Regions from separate parts of the Homo sapiens genome. Here region 1 is linked to region 2. Evidence: chromatin contacts called from ENCODE Hi-C or POLR2A ChIA-PET data. All regions are on one chromosome and are shown on one strand. The core of a region is the stretch at or near the end of the contact, and the rest is flanking DNA. Distances in the headings are between cores, read along the strand shown. Region 1 overlaps KANSL1 (KAT8 regulatory NSL complex subunit 1). Region 2 holds the start of STH (saitohin).

Evidence for each region. A loop is a pair of places that touch in the nucleus more often than their neighbours do. ChIA-PET counts read pairs that join two places held with the same protein, here RNA polymerase II (POLR2A). Pooled maps may share reads with other maps.
Region 1: a loop to region 2 is called in a map of adrenal gland, with 4 times the contacts of the local background. The contact joins the enhancer-like site here to the promoter of STH in region 2. A Hi-C loop is called at or near these places in 38 of 168 maps with a recorded cell type or tissue (B cell, CD4-positive, alpha-beta T cell, CD4-positive, alpha-beta memory T cell and 26 more), 14 of 37 single-sample maps with no recorded cell type and 40 of 50 pooled maps. POLR2A ChIA-PET finds 5 or more read pairs at or near these places in 9 of 52 experiments (AG04450, BJ, GM10248 and 6 more).

The regions. Positions count from the first base shown.
Region 1 is chr17:46,038,506-46,043,427 of GRCh38, forward strand. It overlaps KANSL1 (KAT8 regulatory NSL complex subunit 1), which reads right to left. Exons shown (of 15, transcript NM_015443.4): 8 at 1,197-1,379; 9 at 522-710; 10 at 33-181. Among named protein-coding and RNA genes, the nearest start is that of STH, 42 kb to the left of the region's middle. Within about 2 kb of position 1,251, at least 9 of the 41 ENCODE cell types and tissues checked have a DNase peak (open chromatin) inside an H3K27ac peak, as active enhancers do; they include adrenal gland, dorsolateral prefrontal cortex, gastrocnemius medialis and 2 more, where a contact is called at or near this core.
Region 2 is chr17:45,994,415-46,000,499 of GRCh38, forward strand. It overlaps STH (saitohin), which reads left to right and starts at 4,836. Exons shown (of 1, transcript NM_001007532.3): 1 at 4,836-5,280. The coding sequence starts at 4,866. The coding sequence ends at 5,252. MAPT (microtubule associated protein tau) reads left to right here. Exons shown (of 13, transcript NM_001377265.1): 9 at 1,985-2,250.

The sequences.
Region 1 (4,922 bases), core at 1-2,500, 41 kb after region 2:
GGGTGTCCGGCCAACCCCACACAGGTACTTACCGATGTGCTGGCTGTAACCTGTGAGCTAGAGCTGGCGGGTGCAGGGGAATCTGAGGAGGTGGAGAGCTGTCGCACCAAGGGACTGTGTGGAGGATGGTGGGTGGCTGCCAAGTAGCTCGAACTGCTCATGTCTGTGTGATGCTTCAACACTGCAGAAGTCAACAGAAAAGAGAGAAATACATGGCTATCTTAACCAGCGTTACTTCTAACACAAGCTTGGAATGGCAGCAATACATACTAAAGGCAAAAATGTTTTCTATGCCTAGAGGATAAAAAGGTGAAGCACACTAGCTGTGGGAAGTAGGGGCAGGGCAGAGGTTGCTGTAGCAGTTAAGAAGTGACCTCCATTTAGAAGCAGTAGCGTCCCTCTACTCTGCTTTCCTAGAAAGTGAAGGACAAAGCTGGGGGTAATTAAGAGAAGCCTAGGCTGCCCCAGAAAGCCCTGAGCAGGTGCAGTTGCAGGTAGAGGTGCCATGGGCCTGGCCCTACCTTCACTTCTCTCAGATGAATGGTCTCGCAATCTCATTTTGCTGTGGTTTGGGTCATGCACGGGTGGTGGTGGGTTGAGCAAGCGCTCTGCTTTTGGCGCTGTCACTCGCTCCACCATGGGCACGGCCCCCACATCGTCTAAGTGCTGCCTGTGGGTCCTGTCAGGCCGGGTTTGGTGATGGGACAGCTCTGAAGAGGGGAACAGAAAAAGAGCTGTGAAATATGTCCTCTCAAATATTTTCTTATTCGAGTTCCAAGCTCTCGAGTTCTCTCTAGGCCAACGCCGTATACCCAGGGCAGCAGGACAGTCCTTCAGGACTGAAGTTTCTAGTAATTTGCACAATGGCTAGGATAGGCACAGGGAGCCCAGAACCAGAGAAACATGTCACCAGGATACAGAAGACACCTGCCCGTAGATGAACTCAATGCCATGCCATTGCTGGCTGTTCACTGAGCATTTTGGGTCTTGCTCCAAGATCCATGGTGTCTAGAATAGCTCCCGAAGTCCATCTGAGAGCATCCAAGACAAGCAGAAGCAGTCACTGTGAGCTGAATTTTTTATCGGTCAACTGCCTCTCCCAACCCCAACATGCATGCAAACTACAAATTTGAGAATATAAAAGGAATGAAAAGTCACTGATACTCTGGGGGACTTCCCGGCTCCCTGACACTTACTGGCTGTTGTTAGGAAGGAGCTGACCAATTTGTGCCTGTCCTTACGAGCTGAATCTGGCAGACTGCCCGGCATGGGTGCTCTGTGCTTAAGCGATAACTTTTTGGGAGGTTTGATTTTGTCAAAAGGCTTGTTCTGCCACTGAGATTTCAGCATGCTCTGGAAATGCAGGCTTGTGGGAACATCTGCAAGAAACATAAAATGCTACAGGTTAGTCCAAACACCTGGCCTCTCTAGTGTTCAAGACCTACACTCCATCCTCCTTTAATTTGCCCAGTGGCCTGACACTTGGCAGGGCAAGTGCTGTCATATGGAAGATCTGTTTACGTGAACATTACTGAAGGTCATTCTTCTATTTGCAAGCAGGTCACTTTAGCTTTTTACTTTCAAGTCCCAAAGGGAAACAAAACAAGACACCTTTTTGGTTTGGTTGATGGAGTTTTTGTTCTTGTATCCTTGTTTGTTGAATTTACTGGTTTGAAAACATCCTGTTTCTATTCTAGAGATTTAAAAACATATTTAAGCCTACTTCTTTTCTATCAATATAAAGTTAATCAGGATGCAATTATTCAACAATATTCATTATCTATGTTATCAGGCACTGTACTGAGTACTACATACTCTCTCCAAATAAGAACTACATACCATTCTCTCTTTCCTTCCTCTGTGGCTCCGCCAATTCCCATCATGAGATTATCGGGGATTTTTAGCTGACTGGTTAATGTTCAATATCACAAATCAACATCTTTTGGACTGAATTTTTTATGCTGTTTCTTATCTTTCCATTTTCTTAGATTTTTCCCAAGAATATATCCTTGAGCAATTCCTTTAGAAAAGGAATTTCTAGATTTAAACCATTTTCCTCTCAAACATTTAAAGCTATTCAATTCTTCCGTGTATTCTAATATCCAGTGCTATATTTAAGAGGGAATCGGATTCTTTCTTACTTGTAGGTGGTCTGGTTTTTGCCTTTTAAGCTTCTGCAAAAAACAACAACAAACTTGTGGTATTACACTGACTCTACAGATCAATTTGGGGACAACTTCCATGTGTTCCACCACCAATACTGAATCTTTCAATCGACTGACGTGGTATCTCTCTCTCCATCTATTTACGTTTGTCTTGATTTTCTCTTGACAGCGTTTAGTTATTGTTGACATACCGGTCTTAAATACAATTTGTTAAGTTTATTCCTAAGAATTAATGTTTTCTGATGGGCAGAAGTTGGAAGAGTTTGCAGGGTTCAGAAGAAGACAGGAAGATGAGGGAAAGTCTGGAACTTCTTAGAGATTTGTTAAATGGTTTTGACCAAAATACTGATAGAAATACGGGCAGTGAAGGCCAGGCTGACAAAAGTCTCAGATGGAAATGATTAAAGATAGTACCTTTTAAAATTTCAACTTCAGTTCTTCATTACTAGTATATAGAAGTACAATAAACTGCTATATAATGACCTTGTAGCCTGTGAAACTACTTCGTTATAGACTTTTTCTTGTTTATTCAGTAGGATTTTCTATAGACATAAGTACATCATCTACAAATGGAGACTGTTTTACCTTTTCTTTCCAATCTGTATTCCTTTTTTACTTCTTGCCTATTACTCTGACTGGAACCTCTGGTGCTGATGTACAACTTTTAGATTTTCCTTTTCATGTTTTCAATATTCTGACATTTCACCACCATGGATAGCGGTGTGAGTCTGTTTTCAAGCTTCTGCAAAGCTTTCCAGGGATATTCAAATCTAAAAGCCAGCACATTTTTCCTCACCTCCCAGTTCCTCCTGGGAATCGGTAACCACTTGGGGCATGCTCAGAAGTTCCCGCCAGAGTCCCTATCCACTGCTTCAGAATAGAATGAAACACCACTACTTCAAGGAAGAAGGCTCTGGTGGGGTGAGAGGACAGGAAAGGAAAATCTAACCTAGCTATTCCAAAATGAGTCCAAATTTATCACCCAGACAAATGCCCAGGTCCTATCACTACTCCTTCTGCCCTTTAATTCTGGGTCAAAAACCTCCTGTAATCAGTTCCCACCTCACAGCAACTTACTCCTGGCATGTGCTTTGGGCTATCTTTCTATTTATTTCTTCACAGTTATCTTGTCTTTATCCATCTTTCAAAAATAATTACAAATTCCAGTCACTGATAGCATGTCTTCTAGAACTATTAGAAATTTATTTTGTGTGTGTGTGTGTGTGTGTGTGTGTGTGTGTATATTTTTTTTTTTTTGAGACGGAGTCTTGCTGTCGCCCAGGCTGGAGTGCAGTGGTACCATCTCGGCTCACTGCAAGCTCCGCTTCCCAGGTTCATGCCATTCTCCTGCCTCAGCCTCCTGAGTAGGTGGGACTACAGGCACCCGCCACCTCGCCCGGCTAGTTTTCTGTATTTTCAGTAGAGACGGGGTTTCACTGTGTTAGCCAGGATGGTCTCGATCTCGACCTCGTGATCCACCTGCCTCGGCCTCCCAAAGTGCTGGGATTACAGGCGTGAGCCACTGCACCCGGCCTGTTTAATATATTTTCTAAAAGCTTATGGGGTTTTGGGTCCCATAGAGCACAGAGGATATGCTCAATCTGAACTGAGGATAAGAAGGCAGGGAAGAGACGTCTAAATTAACATTACTGAACCCATTATTATCTGCCAGGCACTGTGTGTTTATCATCATGCGTGTGCCACTTAATCTTTGTAACAGTTCCATGAGGCAAACACAATTATGCTTATTTTAAAGATAGGGAACAGGTGCAGAAAGGTACATTAACTATGTCCAAGGTTACATAGTTTAATGAGTAACAACCAACTTTCAAACTCAAGATTATACAACCCTAAAGCCCATACTCTTAGACAATATACCTTGAGGCTACTCACTGATCCAGAGGATGGAGAGGATTCTGTAGTAAAGTCAATTATTTCTCAAATTACTCCCAAGAAATAGACAGTACAAAATATTTTCCAAGCCAGTTCTGCAGAGTAAAAGAAATTTAGCCACTCCTGCCTATGGTATAGATGATGAATTTCATGACACTGAATGTTATGCCTTCGAGGACTGAATGTTAGGCCTTCCAGGACTGGAATAAAAATCTGAGTTGGGGAAAAAAAAAAAAAAAAAAAGCTAACATTCTCAGGGATGATTTTTCCCAGTGGGTAAGCACCCTCAGCTCCATGATTGCTGGGCTTTATGACAGTGAAACAAATTAGGAAAACTATTAAAGTTTTAATGAAAACAAACATTTGCTACCTGTCCAAGTGTAAAAACACAGTCTCTGAGGACAGTGCTGTCTTCTCAAACATTTTTCATAATCACTCTTTTCCACACTTAAAAACTCAGCTATACCAAATCCTAGGAAATAAAGCATTGTCTAGAAGCATTCGGCCCTGTAAAACAATCTGAAAGCTGGGCTGAGCTGGAATGTATAAAAGAGGCTCAAGAAAGGAGACGAGGTCACTTCTGCCCATCCCACAATACCCCTTTGTCAGCAGAAGAGTTACTCCCACTTGGCAAAGGCTGTGTATGTTTTGTATATATATGTAATGGAACTCCAAAAAACATAGATTTTATTTTTTCCTTTTATTTTCCCCCATCGTTCTCCCAAATCTGAAAATGAAGCCAGGAAAAAAAAAAGGGACAGGGATATGAGAGACCTGGTTATAGTGAAAACAGCAATGACTAGAAACAAGTAGGCCTGGATTCAGGTCCTGGTTCTATCTCGAGTAGAAGGAGAAAGCAAGAAC
Region 2 (6,085 bases), core at 3,586-6,085:
GGCTGAGCCTGGAGGCCCTGGAGGCCGAGGCCCCATCTGTTGTTTCCTTATGTGGAAAATAAGAGGCTTCGTTTGTCCTATTGCCACAGAGCGTACTACTTCAGGAACATCCAAGACATGGAAATCCGCAGGGCACGGTGGCTCACGTCTATAATCCCGGCACTTTGGGAGGTTGAGGTGGGAGAATCGCTTGAGGCCAGAAGTTCAAGACCAGCCTGAGCAACATAGTCAGACCCCGTCTCTATAAAAAACATTATTTTTAAAAAAGACATGGAAGTCAAATTCTAAAAACTGGTGCTGGCTGGGTGCGGTGGCTCATGCCTATAATCCCAGCACTTTGGGAGGCCGAGGCGGGTGGATCACCTGAGGTCAGGAGTTCAAGACCAGCCTGGCCAACATGGTAAAACCTCTACTAAAGAAATCTTTACTGAAAATACAAAAATCCAGTCTCTACTAAAATAAGTCTCTACTAAAAATACAAAAATTAGCCAGGCGTGGTGCTGCACACCTGTAATATCAGCTACTCGGGAGGCTGAGGCAGGAGACTCGCTTGATCCCATGCAGCGGAGGTTGCAGTGAGCCGAGATCACGCCATTGCACTCCAGCCTGGGCATCAGAATAAGACTCCGTCTCAAAAAAAAAACCACAAAAAAACAAAACAACAACAAAAGAAAACTAGTGCTTATTCGTCACTGGCCAAGCTGCCCATTGGCTACATGGGTGCTTCAAAGAGCTGCCCTTCTCCAGGTCTGGCCAGCAGGTATGTGTTACAGCAAATGCCTGGGGCAGCGGCAGGGGCATTGCTGCGGGAAGCTTCTGGACTTGCAGGAAAGCTAAGTTCTCAGACTGCAGGGGAGCTAAGCACACCTCGGCACAGGGTGAGGCCTGCGGTTCTCAGACTTCAGTCTTTGTGGAGCTTGAGAAAAATGAGGCTTTGCAGGTCCCACCCCTAGAGATTCTGCTCTATCCACTCTTGAAGGGGATCGAGAAATTTGCATTTTGCAACTCCCACTTTCCTCCTTGAAAGCTCCGGAGATTCTGACGCAGGGTTCCGTGGGCCACACTTTGGAAAATACAGACCCATGAGATAGAATACCAGACTGTTGAAGTGTAACGGGGGCCTGGGAAGTGCAGTAACAGAAGCAAGTTTGAGGGTAAAGGACACCCAGAGGAGGGAGGGACAGCATCTGCATGGAGAGGAGAAGAGACCCCCCAGCAGCTTCCAGGGTGTTGGAAGGGTGCGCTAGTAACTGCTATGCATGGCAGGTGGGGAACTGTACGTCAGGGCACAGCAGCATGAAGCGGTATGGCTCGTGTGGACAGCTAGGGACAGGCAGGCGTGGAGCAGGCATCCTGTTCTGAAGGCCAAATCCCACAGAGGAGCCAGGGTGCTGGCAGGAGCCCTGAACTAGCCGAACAGCTGAACAGCTGAACATTCACCCTGTGGGGAAAGGGTCAGAAGCGTCCAGGCTTGAGGGCACAGCTGGGTCTCGTCACTGCATCACCCTTATTTAGGATAAAGGCCCTGAAGAATTGTATTAGAGGTTGGCAAAGCATATCTACCACCTCCTGGAGCCACGCTGGCCGCAGGGATTATAATTATTTCCATTTTCAAATTAAGGCCTCTGAGCTCAGAGAGGGGAAGTTACTTGTCTGAGGCCACACAGCTTGTTGGAGCCCATCTCTTGACCCAAAGACTGTGGAGCCGAGTTGGCCACCTCTCTGGGAGCGGGTATTGGATGGTGGTTGATGGTTTTCCATTGCTTTCCTGGGAAAGGGGTGTCTCTGTCCCTAAGCAAAAAGGCAGGGAGGAAGAGATGCTTCCCCAGGGCAGCCGTCTGCTGTAGCTGCGCTTCCAACCTGGCTTCCACCTGCCTAACCCAGTGGTGAGCCTGGGAATGGACCCACGGGACAGGCAGCCCCCAGGGCCTTTTCTGACCCCACCCACTCGAGTCCTGGCTTCACTCCCTTCCTTCCTTCCCAGGTGAACCTCCAAAATCAGGGGATCGCAGCGGCTACAGCAGCCCCGGCTCCCCAGGCACTCCCGGCAGCCGCTCCCGCACCCCGTCCCTTCCAACCCCACCCACCCGGGAGCCCAAGAAGGTGGCAGTGGTCCGTACTCCACCCAAGTCGCCGTCTTCCGCCAAGAGCCGCCTGCAGACAGCCCCCGTGCCCATGCCAGACCTGAAGAATGTCAAGTCCAAGATCGGCTCCACTGAGAACCTGAAGCACCAGCCGGGAGGCGGGAAGGTGAGAGTGGCTGGCTGCGCGTGGAGGTGTGGGGGGCTGCGCCTGGAGGGGTAGGGCTGTGCCTGGAAGGGTAGGGCTGCGCCTGGAGGTGCGCGGTTGAGCGTGGAGTCGTGGGACTGTGCATGGAGGTGTGGGGCTCCCCGCACCTGAGCACCCCCGCATAACACCCCAGTCCCCTCTGGACCCTCTTCAAGGAAGTTCAGTTCTTTATTGGGCTCTCCACTACACTGTGAGTGCCCTCCTCAGGCGAGAGAACGTTCTGGCTCTTCTCTTGCCCCTTCAGCCCCTGTTAATCGGACAGAGATGGCAGGGCTGTGTCTCCACGGCCGGAGGCTCTCATAGTCAGGGCACCCACAGCGGTTCCCCACCTGCCTTCTGGGCAGAATACACTGCCACCCATAGGTCAGCATCTCCACTCGTGGGCCATCTGCTTAGGTTGGGTTCCTCTGGATTCTGGGGAGATTGGGGGTTCTGTTTTGATCAGCTGATTCTTCTGGGAGCAAGTGGGTGCTCGCGAGCTCTCCAGCTTCCTAAAGGTGGAGAAGCACAGACTTCGGGGGCCTGGCCTGGATCCCTTTCCCCATTCCTGTCCCTGTGCCCCTCGTCTGGGTGCGTTAGGGCTGACATACAAAGCACCACAGTGAAAGAACAGCAGTATGCCTCCTCACTAGCCAGGTGTGGGCGGGTGGGTTTCTTCCAAGGCCTCTCTGTGGCCGTGGGTAGCCACCTCTGTCCTGCACCGCTGCAGTCTTCCCTCTGTGTGTGCTCCTGGTAGCTCTGCGCATGCTCATCTTCTTATAAGAACACCATGGCAGCTGGGCGTAGTGGCTCACGCCTATAATCCCAGCACTTTGGGAGGCTGAGGCAGGCAGATCACGAGGTCAGGAGTTCGAGACCAACCTGACCAACAGGGTGAAACCTCGTCTCTACTAAAAATACAAAAATACCTGGGCGTGGTGGTGGTGCGCGCCTATAATCCCAGCTACTCAGGAGGCTGAGGCAGGAGAATCGCTTGAACCCAGGAGGCAGAGGTTGCAGTGAGCCGAGATAGTGCCACTGCACTCCAGTTTGAGCAACAGAGCGAGACTCTGTCTCAAAACAAAATAAAACAAACCAAAAAAACCCACCATGGCTTAGGGCCCAGCCTGATGACCTCATTTTTCACTTAGTCACCTCTCTAAAGGCCCTGTCTCCAAATAGAGTCACATTCTAAGGTACGGGGGTGTTGGGGAGGGGGGTTAGGGCTTCAACATGTGAATTTGCGGGGACCACAATTCAGCCCAGGACCCCGCTCCCGCCACCCAGCACTGGGGAGCTGGGGAAGGGTGAAGAGGAGGCTGGGGGTGAGAAGGACCACAGCTCACTCTGAGGCTGCAGATGTGCTGGGCCTTCTGGGCACTGGGCCTCGGGGAGCTAGGGGGCTTTCTGGAACCCTGGGCCTGCGTGTCAGCTTGCCTCCCCCACGCAGGCGCTCTCCACACCATTGAAGTTCTTATCACTTGGGTCTGAGCCTGGGGCATTTGGACGGAGGGTGGCCACCAGTGCACATGGGCACCTTGCCTCAAACCCTGCCACCTCCCCCCACCCAGGATCCCCCCTGCCCCCGAACAAGCTTGTGAGTGCAGTGTCACATCCCATCGGGATGGAAATGGACGGTCGGGTTAAAAGGGACGCATGTGTAGACCCTGCCTCTGTGCATCAGGCCTCTTTTGAGAGTCCCTGCGTGCCAGGCGGTGCACAGAGGTGGAGAAGACTCGGCTGTGCCCCAGAGCACCTCCTCTCATCGAGGAAAGGACAGACAGTGGCTCCCCTGTGGCTGTGGGGACAAGGGCAGAGCTCCCTGGAACACAGGAGGGAGGGAAGGAAGAGAACATCTCAGAATCTCCCTCCTGATGGCAAACGATCCGGGTTAAATTAAGGTCCGGCCTTTTCCTGCTCAGGCATGTGGAGCTTGTAGTGGAAGAGGCTCTCTGGACCCTCATCCACCACAGTGGCCTGGTTAGAGACCTTGGGGAAATAACTCACAGGTGACCCAGGGCCTCTGTCCTGTACCGCAGCTGAGGGAAACTGTCCTGCGCTTCCACTGGGGACAATGCGCTCCCTCGTCTCCAGACTTTCCAGTCCTCATTCGGTTCTCGAAAGTCGCCTCCAGAAGCCCCATCTTGGGACCACCGTGACTTTCATTCTCCAGGGTGCCTGGCCTTGGTGCTGCCCAAGACCCCAGAGGGGCCCTCACTGGCCTTTCCTGCCTTTTCTCCCATTGCCCACCCATGCACCCCCATCCTGCTCCAGCACCCAGACTGCCATCCAGGATCTCCTCAAGTCACATAACAAGCAGCACCCACAAGGTGCTCCCTTCCCCCTAGCCTGAATCTGCTGCTCCCCGTCTGGGGTTCCCCGCCCATGCACCTCTGGGGGCCCCTGGGTTCTGCCATACCCTGCCCTGTGTCCCATGGTGGGGAATGTCCTTCTCTCCTTATCTCTTCCCTTCCCTTAAATCCAAGTTCAGTTGCCATCTCCTCCAGGAAGTCTTCCTGGATTCCCCTCTCTCTTCTTAAAGCCCCTGTAAACTCTGACCACACTGAGCATGTGTCTGCTGCTCCCTAGTCTGGGCCATGAGTGAGGGTGGAGGCCAAGTCTCATGCATTTTTGCAGCCCCCACAAGACTGTGCAGGTGGCCGGCCCTCATTGAATGCGGGGTTAATTTAACTCAGCCTCTGTGTGAGTGGATGATTCAGGTTGCCAGAGACAGAACCCTCAGCTTAGCATGGGAAGTAGCTTCCCTGTTGACCCTGAGTTCATCTGAGGTTGGCTTGGAAGGTGTGGGCACCATTTGGCCCAGTTCTTACAGCTCTGAAGAGAGCAGCAGGAATGGGGCTGAGCAGGGAAGACAACTTTCCATTGAAGGCCCCTTTCAGGGCCAGAACTGTCCCTCCCACCCTGCAGCTGCCCTGCCTCTGCCCATGAGGGGTGAGAGTCAGGCGACCTCATGCCAAGTGTAGAAAGGGGCAGATGGGAGCCCCAGGTTATGACGTCACCATGCTGGGTGGAGGCAGCACGTCCAAATCTACTAAAGGGTTAAAGGAGAAAGGGTGACTTGACTTTTCTTGAGATATTTTGGGGGACGAAGTGTGGAAAAGTGGCAGAGGACACAGTCACAGCCTCCCTTAAATGCCAGGAAAGCCTAGAAAAATTGTCTGAAACTAAACCTCAGCCATAACAAAGACCAACACATGAATCTCCAGGAAAAAAGAAAAAGAAAAATGTCATACAGGGTCCATGCACAAGAGCCTTTAAAATGACCCGCTGAAGGGTGTCAGGCCTCCTCCTCCTGGACTGGCCTGAAGGCTCCACGAGCTTTTGCTGAGACCTTTGGGTCCCTGTGGCCTCATGTAGTACCCAGTATGCAGTAAGTGCTCAATAAATGTTTGGCTACAAAAGAGGCAAAGCTGGCGGAGTCTGAAGAATCCCTCAACCGTGCCGGAACAGATGCTAACACCAAAGGGAAAAGAGCAGGAGCCAAGTCACGTTTGGGAACCTGCAGAGGCTGAAAACTGCCGCAGATTGCTGCAAATCATTGGGGGAAAAACGGAAAACGTCTGTTTTCCCCTTTGTGCTTTTCTCTGTTTTCTTCTTTGTGCTTTTCTCTGTTTTCAGGATTTGCTACAGTGAACATAGATTGCTTTGGGGCCCCAAATGGAATTATTTTGAAAGGAAAATGCAGATAATCAGGTGGCCGCACTGGAGCACCAGCTGGGTAGGGGTAGAGATTGCAGGCAAGGAGGAGGAGCTGGGTGGGGTGCCAGGCAGGAAGAGCCCGTAGGCCCCGCCGATC